Regions from separate parts of the Mus musculus genome. Here region 2 is linked to region 1. The links are chromatin loops, found by intact Hi-C in ENCODE. Cell type or tissue: gastrocnemius. All regions are shown on one strand.

Region 1 (8,000 bases):
CATTATAAAACATCTCAACACACTCCCATGGGCCTGTGCACTTGCAAGTCATCAGGGACAGCAAGTATTTCAGTTCTGGTGCCTTGGCACATGAAGCCTGTGCTCCTCAGTGAGCTGCACACCTGTATTACTTACACAGTTATTGCCCTGTAATCTTCTAGAACCTGCACCATTGGCCCAGATATCTCAGGTGTCCCAGGTATCAGGCAATATTTATATAAACCCTGACATACAAGGGTTTCTTGGGTTCAAACAAAAGCTGATACAGAAATTCAACAGTGCAATAAATAACTATCTGCACACTCACTAGATTCCTTTAAATTTTCCTGGTCAACAAAATTCTAAAATGAATCTGCAGTTTGGACCAAAAAGGATCCATGATTGCTAACTGAAAATCTAAGTACTTCACTTGTTCCCTAGGTAGAAAACAGCCTCATTCTTCCCTGTTCATTAAGAATGGACTGAAGACCAATCTTGTGTGAAAAATGGGACAGTCAGCAGAGAGACAGAAGTTGGCGTGGCCTGCAGCAGTCCTGAAGCAAGCATCAGCAAATGTCCCAAGTGTGACAGACAGGTGAGCCAAACGCAGTGGGCACTGGGGAACCCAGTGGGACCCTGACAGTGCAGAGCTGTGCTGCCTGCTCCATAAAGCAGGTCTGGGACCCCAAGGCTAGTTTTAAGTGAAGCAGAGCTAACAACAAACTAGCCACATGGTAGGGGTCAACGCTGACATCAGACCACGACACATCAGACCGTAGGGGAAAAGGTACCTTCCTGTAAGCACAGGCTCTGTAGCAATGCCAGCCTAACCTCTGCTGCAGAGGGCACAGGGCAGGAGTGAGTGATGGGTATAGTGACAGCTCAGAGCATGACGACTACCAGAGCCTGTCCAGAGAGTCTGGGGCTGAGGCTGCACAGCTAGAGCCCAAATGGAGCTTGGCAGCAGCCAGGCCAACCACTTGCAGGGCAGCGGCACAGTCCTCTCCCCTCCCCACCGTGGTCTGCTGCCACTGGCTGCTGGAGCTTTCCCAAAGCTCTGGGGAGAGGGAGCCCACTGTAAGGCGTGGGAGACCCAGGTGCAGCACCCTTCAAGCCCAAGTAGCCATTTTATAAGGCAGAGCTGTCACACGGCATGGTGGTGCTAGCTCCCAAATCCAGGGTCCTCCTGTCATTTTTTTCTACCCAGTTCCTCATTCTGACACTGACTATGTAAATCACTGGCGTCTGTCACAGACATGTGACAAAAATGAGTCCTGAACCAGAAATTTGTTTTACTTGTTCCTAAGGCTTATCTTTGAATTAGTGGTTAACATTTTAAAATAAGACAATATACATATTCAATCTCCCTGCCTGACAACTGTCCCTAAGAAGGGGCATGTGCTGGAGCCCACTCATCTCCACAGTCCCTGCAGTGAAACCGAGCAAAACACCTGCAACCTGCACTTGCTTGCTTATCCATCCACACATGCATGTGGCTCAGATGCACATTTGCATTCGCAAATTATCTGAATAAGAGGTTCTTTCTTTCAAAGAAAGCGGAGTCTGCACTGCTGGTATAAATACTGTTTCTCCGGCAGGTCGAGACAACCAAGTTACCAGCCATGTCTACCTTTACTTTCCCCAACCACACCTCAACCTGTTACTGCTTTACCTAATTGTAAAGTCCCACACTGAAACCATTACCTTACAAATCAAAGCTCCTCCCACTACCCACAAACATCAACAACTTCAATCAAGTGTAGATTCTATGGCAAACACCAGCTTAGAATCACACACAGCTCTCTAATCTTAATTTGTATACAAACATGCAAGTGCGCACAAACACACACACATACATACACACACACACACACACACACACACACACACACACACAGAAGAAACATTTAAAAATAAACACACAGACCCGCACAAGACAACATGGTCAAAAGGAAACTAAGCGAGCAAGTGGTCTCAGAGACTGAGCCACTGTGGCCCCGGGACGAGTCTGAGAAAACAGTGAGGTGCTATCACATATGGTAAGGGGTAGGTAGAGTCCCACACATACTTGTAGCCGTCTCTAATAGAAGAGGCTGCAGGGGGCATGGGCAGCTGTTCCATCTTAGGAGGGACCGCCCATGAGGGCCGGAACAGACAGGCGTCAGGTGTCTTCAGAGGCAGCAGGCAATGGCTCGGCAGCGTCTTCAGTGGAGCAAACATGGAGGATCCCACGAAAGGCTGGAACTGCGGCACTTTGTGCACATAGGAAAAGTCCTGTGACAATGAAATGGGGTTGGCTTAATGCTGGCAAACTAGAGCCAGCCACGGTGGCTCGGTGCTTCATAAAACCCAGGCACAGAACCGACTGTAATTCAATAGTTCTCTCTAATAAGTAAAAAGAAAAATCTGATGCCAAAGCTGTTGATGGAGTGACTTCTACTGACAAGCTCCAGTTTCAATGGTCCTTATGCACTCGTGTGTGTGGCCCACTGAAAAGCACCCCAGCCCTGGGGAAGCCCAAACTGGTTATTACCTTTATCTCCTCTGGCTTGGGGCTTCCTAAGCCATCTTCCACTTCCATCCTAAACTCCGTGAGGTGTGTGGGGACCATGCTGACCACGGGACTCTCCATCATGCCCAGTGCAGTCACTGTCTCTGAACTTACTCCATCTTTATAGTTCATCACAGGAGAAAATGCAGGGTGCTGTTCCAATGACGGAGGGGTGGGGAACATCCTTTGCAAGTCTGCAACTGCTAAAAACAAAATTAAAAGTGCATCTTAACAGCAAGATTCCTCAAAGCTGAGACAAGCAGCCAGGCACAGCAGTGTCCACACAAGGCTAACAGAATGTCAAGACACAGGTCACCCTCAGGCGGCCACACTCCCGAGCCTCCCCCTCTCAAGGGCTGTATGGCATGGTGTAATGCTAATGCAGTGAGCAGAGTCTGCAGAGCATGTCACTTTCTTCCAGTAACTGATCCAGAAAGAGTCAAGAAGAAAGTGAAAGCAATCCAACTACATTATATATTATCAAAGTCTATCTTCATCTGCAAATGTTTATGAAAGAGTAGAGAAAACAGAATTGATTTAGAGCAAGGCTGGGGTTGGTGTGACTGAGTCATAGTCCTGCTGTCTGGGGAATGACTTCATGCTGTCTCTCTAGACTCTACAGGTGCTGTCAACAGGACAGGGTACACAGTGGCCAGAAAACAGTTTACAGTCAGAGTCTAGCAAGTTGGTGCACATTCCTGCCTTCTGTTCCCAGCAAGGAAGGAGGAGGGCTTAGAGAACCCTGTCCTCACAGAGTCGGTATATCCAATAACAAACAGTTCATGAACTGGTGAGAGGCTGAGTCTCAAAGCAGGCTGTGCCTAATACAATGCAAGTGGAGGTTACAGAGCATGGCCACTAGGTGGTGCCCTGTGTTTGGAACTAGGAGTTTATGATTGTTATTATTACTTTTGATGTCCTCCCCATTTCCATAGCTAATGCCTTTCTTAAAGCCCCAACATTTAACTAAGCACCTAGCCCTTAAGCAGGAATTAATATGAAACAATGAACTTGATTATGCAGATTGTGACCTGGCTGCTGCCTCTGGCTGCATACTCTCCAGGGTCCACATCCTCCAGGCAGAGCTCAGCTGTGGCTGGGAAAGATCCTTCCTCAGTGCCTCATCCACCAACTAGCAGCAAGTCTCCCTTAGATATATAACAGGCTTGCTTGCTTTCCACCAGGACAAGAAAGCTTCCAAGAGCTCACTACAGGGAGGGAGCAAATGGACACCTGGAACGGGGGTCACAGGCAGGGGTGAGCGACCTTTCAGAGCCTTTGCCTCTGATTGCTGGCTAGTAGTAGGATTTACAACTTGAAAATGCCTGCAACTAAGAAGGCCAGGCAAGGTAACTATTGGAAACTCTATACACAAATTATTGACTCTAAAGCAAGAGAAAGGTCTCCAATCAAATCAATGTATTTTATTTCAAACACAGGGTAAGATTACTGTAGGGTACAGGCTGACTGGAGAAATGTGCACTATACCTCTAACATTTCCCCAAGCTCAAGAGCAGCAGCTCTACTCTGTTAACATGGAATTAAAGCAGAATTCTGAGAGTCAGAACAGTGTGCTTCAAACTATGGCAAACCAAATCAAGGCTTTAGAGAAGGAGTCTCTATCTGGGGAGATGAGGGCAGAGTGGACAGGAAGGGCTGGAAAGAAAAATTCAACAGGGAACAGTGAAACGACGTGTGTGTTTCCAGAATGGACTAACTTAATGGTGGCAAAGCCTTTAATCCCAGCAACTCTGCAGTCTCAGGAGGCAGAAGTTGGCAGATCTCTGAGTTCAAGGCCATTCTAATCTACACAGCAAGTTCCAGGGCAGTCAGGGCTACACAGTGAGACCTTTCCAAACAACAAAAAAATTACAAAAGCTGGAGAGATGCCTCAGCAGTTAAGAGCACTGGCTGCTCTTGTGGAGGACCCAGGTTCAGTTTCCAGCACCCACATGTATGGCAGCTCACAACTGTCTGTACTCCAACTTCAAGGGATCCAAGGCTTCCAAGGGTACCTGTACTGTGAGCAAGTACACAGACACACCCACACACCCACATCCATTCTCTCTCTCTCTCTCTCTCATACACTCACACAATTAAAAATAATAAAAATAAAATCATATTAAAAGTTAAGACACATAAATAAATAGCTTTGTTTTAAATTTCCTGTAAGAATCATGGTAAGTTTATTTCTGCTGAGGCCACTTGTCTCACTAATGCTATAAAAAGTTACAGCCTCGTGTTTTCAAAGCCTCCGGCACCCTGCTCACTTCCACAAAGACAAGATAGAATTTCCGTTGCCACAGGCTCACTTTAAAGTGCTCTCCACATTCTTACCATCAAATACTGCTAAGGGAGGCCTACTGTCAACGCCACCCACACTGTAGTAAATAGCCTCACCCTGCACACTTACAGAGAAGGCAGGGCTCAGGTGAGCACCTGGCAGCACATGGTGCCCACCTCTCAACTAGGAGTGCAATGCCATGAGAACAGTGCTCAGACACACGCTCTAAGAGCAGGCCCGGGCAACTGTGCACGGGGAGAAAACAGCGAGTCTGGATTCAGATGCCAGGCAGCCATGGAGCCTGGCCAGCACTTTGCTGCTCCTAGAAAAGGACATGGGCAACTCCATGCAGGACTCAAGGGCTGAGCCCTGCTACTCCTTCCTCTCGGCCTTTTCCCGCTCTCCGCCCACCTCAAACCACTGGCTTCTTTCTCAGGATCCTCCTGCCTCAGAGGATAGAGCAGAAGCCCAAGCACAGAATTAAACACTCCGAATGGTCCAACTAACATTTTGTTTTGTTTTGTTTTCCCTTAAGATTCATTCTTAGAAAAAGAAAAGATATAATTTTAAAGAAATTCATAGGCAAATGGTCTGCTCACTGTATTGATCCTTCATTGTTACATACACAAATTAGTAATATGGAATCTTTTCCTTTTACCTGTATGCACTAGCTACAAGTGGCTACTGGGAATTCAGAACACAACAGAACTGGAACAAACTGACACAAGCTGTACACACAACACACACAACTCTAGAGCGCCCCGGAAGTGCTCTATGACTTCTTGTCCTTGGCTACATTAGAAATGACATGTGATGCATTCATTAACAAAACTCCTTCCATGGGGTGTCCTAAGTAGATGTACAAGTGTTGCCCCAGTTTGCAGTGTCTTGGATTCCGTTGGGCGGTGCCCTGGCAGATGTTATATTCATAGCTCACCACAGTCAGGAAGGCAGAGCAGAGACGAAACAGGGTGTGCTGCTTGCACTGCTACAGTTGAGGAGGGAGCACTGGCTCAGCACTGTGTCTGTGTCTACGTCTGCATCTGTGTGTCTGTCTGAGTCTGTGCCTGTGCCTGTCTGTGTCGGTGTGTGTCTCTGTGTGTGTATGTGTCTGTGTCTGGCTCTGGCCCTCCTCTCCCCTCCCATTACAAATTCACTTAGGTCTTGCCTTGGATGGTGCTGGCTCTTTACCTCAGTGCTTATTTTAACTCATTACTGCAGCCTGTACTTTTAAGCATCAGATGCTGAGTCCACTCTAAAGCAATCGCCTTTTAAATAAAAATGAAAGACTAGTGCACAGTCTAAGGACCACCCTGCAGGATGGCTACAGTGAGTGGCCAGCCGTGGCTATGTCTTCATATACTGTGATGTCTCCTGCTGTATGCACTCATGAAGAAACAGAAAGGACTGTCTTATTAGTACACGTGTAAGTCCTCATCTGACCAGCCCTGTAAGTCCATGTTTCTTTCATGTTAATTAAAAACCCCTACAGTGACTGGCTGGCTATCACTATCCGTTTCCTCCCATGGCATGCTTGAGTAAGAAGCTGTGGATCCACTTACACTGTCACGATCCAATCTCTGCACGTCCCACTTCTACATCTGAGCCAGTCAGACTATATTTACGGAGTCATAAAACGTTCTGACTCGTCCTGTGACACAGCGGTTTTCCCCTCAATTTGTTCTCAATAACAGCTGAAGAGAATGAACAGGAACCACAGGGTGATGTGCAACGGCCTGTGTCTCCCTCAGGGTCTGCAGGGCCACCCTGACTTTCCTCTCACTGCGGGTCTGTTTCCTTCAGGTAAAGACTACACTACTGACCACCCCCCCCCCCGGCCCCCGCGCCCCCGTGTGCATTAGCGGCCTCAATAAGAAACCTTAAACTGCATGACAAGTCCTGACAAACACTCATTATCTGTAAGTCAATTAGAATGCTGAAAGAAGAAGAGTTTTCTGTAACTTCTCTGAAGTTAAGTGTGTTGCTTGTGACCCACTGGGAAAGTGACCTCCGACAGAACCTCCGGCCCTCGAAACTGAGTGTAAACACAAAGCAGAATGACATCAAACGAGAATGGGTTCTGTCTCTGAGCAGCTGCCTGCCTTCTCGGAAGCTCCAACGTCTTAAGTTTTAACTCTCAATGGTGACCGTGTCGGTTCAGGCTCCTGCACCTACTTGGAGGGTAAGGGCCAGCAGCTCTTCCGTCCTTCCCAGGGGGCCGCTCCTCAGTCCCAACAGTAGGCATCTTGGATGAACGTAGAGCAGGGGACACGGCCTGAAAACAAGTTGAATAGTTAGAACACTTGAAAGCGCACACCTCTGACACTTAAAAAATAAAGCAAGCACATCCTCATGACACTCCCAGAACCACTTCCAGACAGCTATGCCAGGGACAAACACAGCATCTCCAGTGAGAAGGCTAGAGAGTCTGTTTGGCACAGGCCTTCAGGCACACTGCCTCCAGGACAGGACGAGGGCAGCTGTGCCAACATGGTAGCTGGCCAGGTATTCTGGCAGTTACTGGCTGTGGGGCTGGCTCTTCCTCCATGGGAGGAGGCAACTAAAACAGTGGTCCTGTGCTCCCTCCCCAAAGCCATCGGTTTATGTCCTGTCATTCCCATTTAAAAGTTAACCTCTGTCTTCACAGAGGCAGCTCCATCTAAGAACCTCTGAATGCAGACAACTGATCAGTTATTCAAAACAAGGCAATTTCCTTACTAGAAAAGAGTACCTTTAAGATCTCAAATAGGCTGGTTACAAAATAAAGTATATCCAATAACATAAAAGAATAGATCTTGGGGCAGTTAAGACTACTGTTCCAGAGGTTCAATTCATCACATGGTGACTCACTTCTGGAGTGTCTGAAGACAGCTACAGTGTACTCATATACACTAAATAAGTAAATTTAATAAAATTTAATACATTTTCAAAAGAATAGATCTTGCAGATCTAACACCTTTTATTTATACTTCCATTATATACAGTTGAAATGTACATTTAAATTCAAACACATCTGACTGCTCAGCCAGCTGCCCACCCCCCCCCATCACTCACTAGGTAAATCAGTTTTATCAATAAATGCTGGAGGAGAAATCAAAGAATCTATTATTTCAAAGAAATAAAAATTCAATTGAAAACATCTCCTTTGTGTTTAATATTGTTTAAAGTATATTCCTCAAAGAGCCG
Region 2 (8,000 bases), 140 kb after region 1:
GAGAAGTGACAAAGGCGGAGACTCCTCCTGCACTTTGGTTTGCAGCTGGGTCAGGCAATGCAAAGACAGACCATGACAAAACTGAGGGGATCCTGCGTGCAGACCTAGCTCACCCACAAAAATCTAGCTCCTTCTAGAAACCCCAGTTTATGTCAGGGATACATGCCCTTTCTTATAGAGAAAAGCAGTGAGAACACAATGTCATTTGGCAGCAAAAAAAAAAAAAAAAAGTGTTAATAAAGCCAACACCAGTTCTCTACATATACCTATGTCTCTAAAACCTTTCAAAGCCAATATTCAACTATGCAATTACTTCTTGAATTAGGCCTTTAGCTCTAGCAACATTTATGAAGTCTCCTGATTTTCTAGCCATACACTTAAATTGGCCTCCCTGAATAAGGGCTACAATTTTATCCTTTTAATGAATAACAACCCCAACTAAATCTTAAAAAGTTTGCTATGCAAAGACAAGCTTTTGAAAGAAAAAGAAACCAGAGGGCAGGAGAGATAACCGAGCACGGCACTACTCAAAACTGACATGCAATCAATGGCCACACCACACACAGCATGCTCCTCGCCAAATTAATCCCATTCATGCATGAAATATAGTTTACCTACTGTCAATTGACATCTCTGCTCCAAAGATAACTAACACTTGGTGAAAAGAGATTTCGCAGGCTATAGAGGAGGCTCAGCAGAGACTAGTGCTCGCTGCTCTTACAGAGGCCCCCAGAGCAGCTCCACACCTACAGCTCCAGCTCTAAGAGACCCAATGGCGCTGAGCTCCTCAGGTGCCCACACTCACGTGCACAAATTCACACACAGACAAACACACGCACACAACATAATTAAAATAATAGAAATAATTTTTAAAAGATATTTACTTGGGCTCACTGTATACAGAGTTTTCATGTTGGGAAAAACAAAAAACATTAGACCATGATATCTCTGCTTCCCAATAACAACCCCCAGATCAAAACTTTATTTGACTTTTGTCTAAAGCAATAATCTTTATAATTTTGCCAATTGCTTAATTTTCATATCAGTGGAACACAAGCCCTCCCTTCACATTCTACCTCACTACAATCTTGGTATAAATGTCTCATTTTTCTTTTAAAAAAACCTAATTACATGGTTCAGTAAGTTGCCTGCGGTAACACACTGATGTTATTTACAGTAGAAAGTTAAGACTTCAGCTTGCTCTCACAATTTCAAGCATGTGTAGGTTAATAATTCTAGTTCACTGATTCTCTTTCTATTCTTCATATGAAAGAATCTGAGTAGATATCTTTCCATAATTTTACAATAAGACTTTGTTACTCATTCAAGTGTTAATAAATGTCACATCTCTTCAGTATGTGTAACTCATTAAGTCAAATATTTAAGTAAGCATGCATGTTCACACAGTCATCATACAATACTACTTTATAGCTTTGGCAAACTAATTCAAAACAAAATATAGGAAAATAGAAATGTGATACCAATGTTTTAGGCCGGCTGTAGTGACACCCATCTTTAATCCCTGTGAGGCTCCAGCCATCCTGGTCTACCCTCTCATATATTCTTAGCAGTGGTCTGTACATGCGCCTCTCATATACCCCTTAGACTATAAATCCCTCTAAGTGAACTCACAAATAGAAGCACCTATACAGCCACACACACTCACGAGGTTCCCTGCTTTGACACGCGGCAGCAGTCTCAGTTCTATTTAAGAGTATACATACAACAAGCTAAAACAACTGTCTTCCTCCTGCAACAATTTGGGTTTGCTATGAAACGTAGAGAAGGGACCAGCAAGATGGCTCAACAGGTAAAAGCCCTTGCCACACAAGCCTGCAGACCTGCATCCAAGACCCAGACAGAATCTGTGGAGGGAGGAGAGAACTTCCAGCAGTTGTCCTCCAATCTCTACTGCTTGACCACAGTAGCACACACACACCCACATGTACACACATGCACACATGTCCACAATAGCACATATATCCCCACAACATGTACACACATGCATACATGTTCACAGTAGCACACACACACCCACATGTACACACATGCACACATGTCCTCAGTAGCACATGCACACAGAGAGAGGGAATGTATGGGAAGTGCAGATACATTTCCATGAGCGTGTTCCCTTTGCTGCTGTGCATTTGTATTATTCCCCAGTCCCCACCCAAACATTAAAACTAGAAAATAATTATTTCAGCTTGAAAGTGGGCATTAATATTTGGCACTACCTGCTACCCAGAACAGAATCAATTGCTTAGAAAAATGCCAAAATGTAATTCTCATCTGCGAGCTCACGGTGGTCAGTGCAGTAGCAATGGCCGACAGCTACATTGCAGTTCCAGAGTGACTGCTGTGCGTGCCAGCTCAGGTCCTTATTAACTTTGGCCTCGTAATCCAATTCATAGTGAGGAAACTCAGACAGTGACAGGTTAAACAGACTGAGCAGAGGCTCCCAGCTGGTCATTAACTATGGAGATATCACTATGCCAGATCCAAAGCCACGCCTCTGGAGCTCACAATGCCCACCACCTTCTCTGGCCTCACTGTGACCTTCCCTCACAGGGCTCCAGATACTTCAAGCATTCCAAGTACACGGCTATGGATCCAACACTGTGTCCTGAAGGAGTGAGCACTGTCATTCCATGGAGGCTGCTTTACTAACGTGCACACATACCATGTACCGAGGCAGCAGCTTGGTGTTTACTGTGGTCTGCCAGCCATATGCTACTAAGTCACATCATGACAAGGTGCAAAACAGAACCAAGAAGCATGAACAGTAAGTACTTCAGTACCCCTGGTAATGCCGTAACAGTGTTGCCTGCCCGAGCCTAACACTCATGCCTGCTGGCGGGACTCTGCTAACATTTATATTGCCCGAAATAAAGTAACTCTTAAATAGGCTGACCGGGAAAGGGCGTGTTACACTCTCAATTCTACTGCAACCAATAGGAACTCGGTTCCTCCTCCACCCCAAGGCTTTCCCTACTACTCTACACCTCACTATGCCACTCACTTTTCTAATTAGATGTCAAATATCTCCTAATGCTTGAGTCACAGACTTTACTTTCAGCCACTTTTACATGCAGAAGTGGACAACCTGTGTGACAGGCTCTAACTTTCCCAACGCTCAGCACACAGAGAAGAGGAGACACTCAGGAGGCCACGGCTGCTCAGCAAGAGGAGGCACTTACAGTTCTCAAAGGAAAAGAGCATAAAGAAGACACCATTCCCCGGGGCAAACACAACTGTCAGCTGACACCTTTGGCTCAGGCCCATGCTCAAAGAGCAGTGTCCTCCACCTCTTTCAGTGGTCATCCTGCTGGCCAGTATAATTAAAATGTAGTGTGTCTGCTGAAAGTGGCCCACACCTTTAACCCCTGCACTCGGGAGGCAGAGGCAGGCGGATTCCTATGAGTATGAAGCCAGCTTGATCTACAGAGCAAGTTCCAGGTCAGCCAGACCTACAAAGTGAGACTTTGATTGTAAAATAAATAAATAAATAGCATTTCTATAACTTAAAACAAAACAAAAAAAAATTTTTTTAAATAAGTCAATCTTTGCTTAACTCTTGCCAGTATATTCTCACATTAATGACCTACGTGTGTGACATGAAGCAGCTCGGGAAGAGCAGTCCATGCTTACACGAGTTTTAATAGTGCTGCAACAAGCTGGTCTCACACAACAGCACTCACTTTGCTATCAAGCCAGGCCATGTGTTTTCTAACTTGTTACGAAATGAACTGAAGACATCAGGAAGGAGAAACAGAACCAAAAGTAACAAGGAAGAGCTGGGAGGTGGCTCAGCAGGTAAAGGTGCTTGTCACTAAGTTACCTGAGCCTAATGGCTCAGCAGGTAAAGGTGCTTGTTACTAAGTTTCCTGGGCCTAATGGCTCAGCAGGTAAAGGTGCTTGTTACTGAGTTTCGTGGGCCTAAGCCTTAGGATGTCTCCACAGGTATGCCATGGTGCACATGACCTCCCATCAATCAGTGATAGTTTAAAATATTTTTTTAAGATGAGAAACTAAAGGAGAAAAATGTTTAAAAATCCACACATGAAAAAACTAAAAGAATGCAACAGTTTTACATTCAAACAAACACAAATATAACCTACCAGCTAGAAGCTCTCTTAGAGACTCTGAAAACCCAAACCGTAGGTGGTGTGAAGCTCTAGCTGCATCTACATCACCTACTAATTACACGAGGTTTGGACATGGACATAAATTCTGAGTCTGCGGATGAGCGCACTAGAAAGCAACCTCCCCTAGATAGAGTGAACATACACTAGAGCATCAGGGAAGAGGTTTGCAGCCCAGAGGTAGCTCAATTAGTCCACTGTGCTATACTGCCCCCTAGCTGCTGTGGCAAGATACACCACCAACAGGAGAAAAAAAACAAAACAAAACCAAACAAACAGGGCTGCCAACAAGTTTCAAGAATTTGGCAGGAAATCCTTTAGGCAAATTTAGAACCTTTAAAGCAGACCCACAAGAATACACCGGAGTTTGCTTTATGTCTTCCCGTAATAAATAATAAGAACATAAACTAACGACACATCTCAGCAATGCCTGCAACATTTCAACCACAAACTAACTAGAGCGGATTAAGTTCTAAAGCCAGGCGAGAAGGGCCAGCACTCCCCAGAGAAGGGCCAGCACTCCCCACGGAGACATGGGCTAGCCAAGCAAGGCGCACAGCCTGTCACACAGCTCCACACAGCTCAGACTCAGGGAGTCCTCGGGCAGCACAGCAGCGTGGGAAGGCCTGCCTCCAAACCACAGAACAGCCTGGAACAGCTCCTGACTTAGAGAATTCTGTAGGACATGAATGAGAAACTTGGCGAGAGGAATGGAAACTACTAATAATATTTTCTGCTACTGTAAATGTATGGTAAACATAAAAAATAGTTTAGACTAACAAATATTTTTGCATTAATTCAAAGTTTCCAGGTGTCAGATGCAAACTGAAGTCAAAATTTAGTTAATTAAAAGTTAGTATTTCTGGAATCAGTAAGAGAAATAAACTGAGATACTTTAAAGAAACTTATCTTTCCCGAAAACAGTATCCAAGGTTAATTTAAGATTTGTCCAGTAAAAGATGCATTAGATTTCTGCATTTTCAATTTGCCAACAAAGAGTTGAGCTGTTCACATAGCTGTCTTACTAGTTACTCACAACTCACTATTAATTTAAAAACAGGGGTGCCAGGCGGTGGTGGCGTACACCTTTAATCCCAGCACTCGGGAGGCAGAGACAGGCGGATTTCTGAGTTCAAGGCCAGCCTGGTCTACAAAGTGAGTTACAGGACAGCCAGGGATATATAGAGAAACCCTGTCTCGAAAAAGCCAAAACACAAAACAAAAACAAAAACAAAACAAAAAAGCAGGGTCAGAGCCTTGTCTCCTCCCAGACACTGCCCACTGGGTACACAGTACTCTAACAGTAATGATTTCAGAGGCCAGAAGGACAGGGTGGTGAACCCCTGTACCCCAGTTGGCAAGAGGCTGAGCCAGAAGGAGTGCTTCAAGTTTAAGGCTATATGTTGACTCTGTCTGTAAATGATAAAAGAATGGACTTAAGGTGATCTTACAAGGTTCTAATTTTCAGCATGACTAAGGAAGAACAAGAGAGTTTAAGGAAAGAGAAATGTGGGGGGCGGAGGTGGGGGAGTGAGGCTATTCTTCTGACAAACACACTGTCCACTGCCTGCTTGGGATCTGTTTTAAGCAACTCCTAAATATAAATTCCAAAATTTACAATTGTTCAAAAAACATATGCAAATATTTTTTAAAGAAAAACAAAATCCTTACCCTGCAGTTCATGATGTATTACTCCCACTAGGTTGGGTTCATCTCCCCACCAGAATATCCAGAGCTCTTTGCAATCTGGCTTGACATCACGACGCCATACACACAGCAGGTTGGCTTGCAGACAGCGGATGAAACTTAACAGGATTGGATCATCTTGGGCTGGGGCTGAAATTATGGGTCCACAGTCCCCGTGCCCTCCAAAATTGTACCTACGCCATTTGATTCCTGTGAGTTCAGCCTGGAAAACGACAAAAAATTTGCAATAGTTTTGATTTTTCCTTTTACTTACAGACCACTAAAAGCAAATTCCTATAGGAAGGGAAAGCTGATAAAATAGGCATTTGTATTAAACTTCACACCACAAGGTCTCTTCAAAGGAAGAGCACACATCAGAAGGCTGTCGGGACAAACATCATATTAAATACCAAAATGAAACAAGCTCGCAATCATTATGTGCTGCTGAAAAACTTTTATTCTCCTGACCATTTATTAGGTACCCATATTTTTAAATATTATCTTCAATTATTACTTGCTGTTCAGTTCACAAATTACACTTATTTTAAAACCAAATAAGGGCAAAGAGATTGATCAGTCAGCAGCTAAGAGCACCAGCGCTCTTGGAGGGGACCACAGTTGGATTCCCAGCATCACACAGTGGCTCACAACCCCTCTTAACTCTGACCCCAGAAGCCAGTGCCTTCTTCTTCATGTCTATGGGCACAGGACAGACCTGGTTAACACACATACATGCAAGTAAAACTCTTGTACATACTAAAAAAACTTTTAAATACTTTTATAAATAAATAAAACAAGTAAGATTTTAAAATAACTGTTGAGGCACAGTGGCCCACACCTTAAACCCCAGCACTCAGGAGGCAGGAACAGTGGATCTTCTGTGGGTTTGAGGCCAGCCTAGTCTATAAACCAAGTTTCAGGACATCTAGGGCTATGTAGAGGGACCATCTCAACAACAAAAGTCCAAGTTGATTGTTCCTAACACAAAAACGTGAAATTCACACTGCTTCTAAATCCACACTTGGAAGCACTTGAGCTCACTTCACATTAGGGATAGCAAGCCAGAGAAACATATGTCAACAGCCCTGAATCTGAAAATCCACCATCTGAAACATCTGGACCCCTTGTAGAAGACATTCTGAGGAATTCCCACTCCCTCACCCTGTGCCCCAACCTCAGCAGCCAGTTCAGGAGGTGGGAGTTTTCACCAGGGCAGCACAGCATGCTAAAAGGCTCCTCAGGAAGTAGCTGCTAACACAGCAGCCGGCAGCAGCCAAGGCACATTACACAGAGCCCTGCCTCCTTAGCACGGAACTTTAAACAAGCAAGCAGAGGCCGTGTGTTCTGTGCGCAGTTCACACACTTCTACTTTCGAATTTCCTGAAGCTTAGGTTGGATGAACTGGACAGAACATCACAAAGAGAGCGGGGCTCCTTACTTAGTAGCTACAAACTGGGACCATGTACTGGACCAGAGCAAAGCTGACTCACCACAGTCCTGTATCGAACAGCCCACGTGCCCCCATCCCTTCATTTCCTCTCCCACAAAGCCAGTCATTCTTATGGACAAATTCTTTAAAACAGAAGCACCACAGGGCAGAAAAGTAACCATCTGCAACCCAACCGGGACTAACTCCAAGTGCTTAAACAGCTGACACACAGCATACGTATGTGCGTGTATTTAAGACAGAGTCTCACTATGTAGCCCTAGCTGGCCTTGAACTTACTGTGTAAGCCAAGCTGGGCTCCAATTAAGCAAGCTGCACTTGCCTCCTAAGTACTGGGACTAAAGGTGCAGGATACCATGCCTGGCATATTTTCCTTAAGCAACAAGGTATCCCCAGTATTTACATAGCATCTACATTGCATCAGGCAAATGTAATCTTAAAGACCATCCTAGGTGCATGCAAATCCTGCGTTTCTATGCTGCCTGGGGATCTGAGGCGAGGCAAGGCAAACAATCCTGACAGGAGGACAGCTGGCCAGCTCTCTGAGCTCTCCCTGGCTGAGGAAGTGATTCCTTGGCGCTCCCCTCTTCTCACTGCCATGCCTACACTCTTGTCTAGTTTTCTGTTCAAGCCCCCATGTTTCTTCTAATAAAAGTAATATCTCTGTGCTTTAATCAGAAAGCCTAGCATTATTTTCTAAGTGTCAAAGGAGATAAAGTAAAAAC

The links. Peaks named below come from ENCODE experiments on the same cell type or tissue, not always from the same donor. Only the 100,000 strongest peaks of a DNase experiment are listed, where the experiment ranks them.
Region 2: it touches region 1 in a loop (9-fold over the local background); 22 of 42 quality-filtered maps call a loop at or near these places.

The regions. Positions count from the first base shown.
Region 1 is chr5:118,733,048-118,741,047 of GRCm38, reverse strand. Med13l (mediator complex subunit 13-like) reads right to left here. Exons shown (of 31, transcript NM_172424.4): 14 at 6,990-7,089; 15 at 2,513-2,733; 16 at 2,048-2,253. Among named protein-coding and RNA genes, the nearest start is that of Gm42015, 110 kb to the left of the region's middle. In gastrocnemius, a CTCF peak has its summit at 3,398 (motif pointing right); DNase peaks (open chromatin) are centred at 3,388, 5,102 and 7,291; H3K27ac peaks cover 3,124 bases.
Region 2 is chr5:118,591,384-118,599,383 of GRCm38, reverse strand. Med13l (mediator complex subunit 13-like) reads right to left here. Exons shown (of 31, transcript NM_172424.4): 2 at 5,814-6,051. Among named protein-coding and RNA genes, the nearest start is that of Med13l, 35 kb to the right of the region's middle. In gastrocnemius, a CTCF peak has its summit at 4,364; DNase peaks (open chromatin) are centred at 4,343, 4,678 and 7,813; H3K4me3 peaks cover 823 bases; H3K27ac peaks cover 2,390 bases.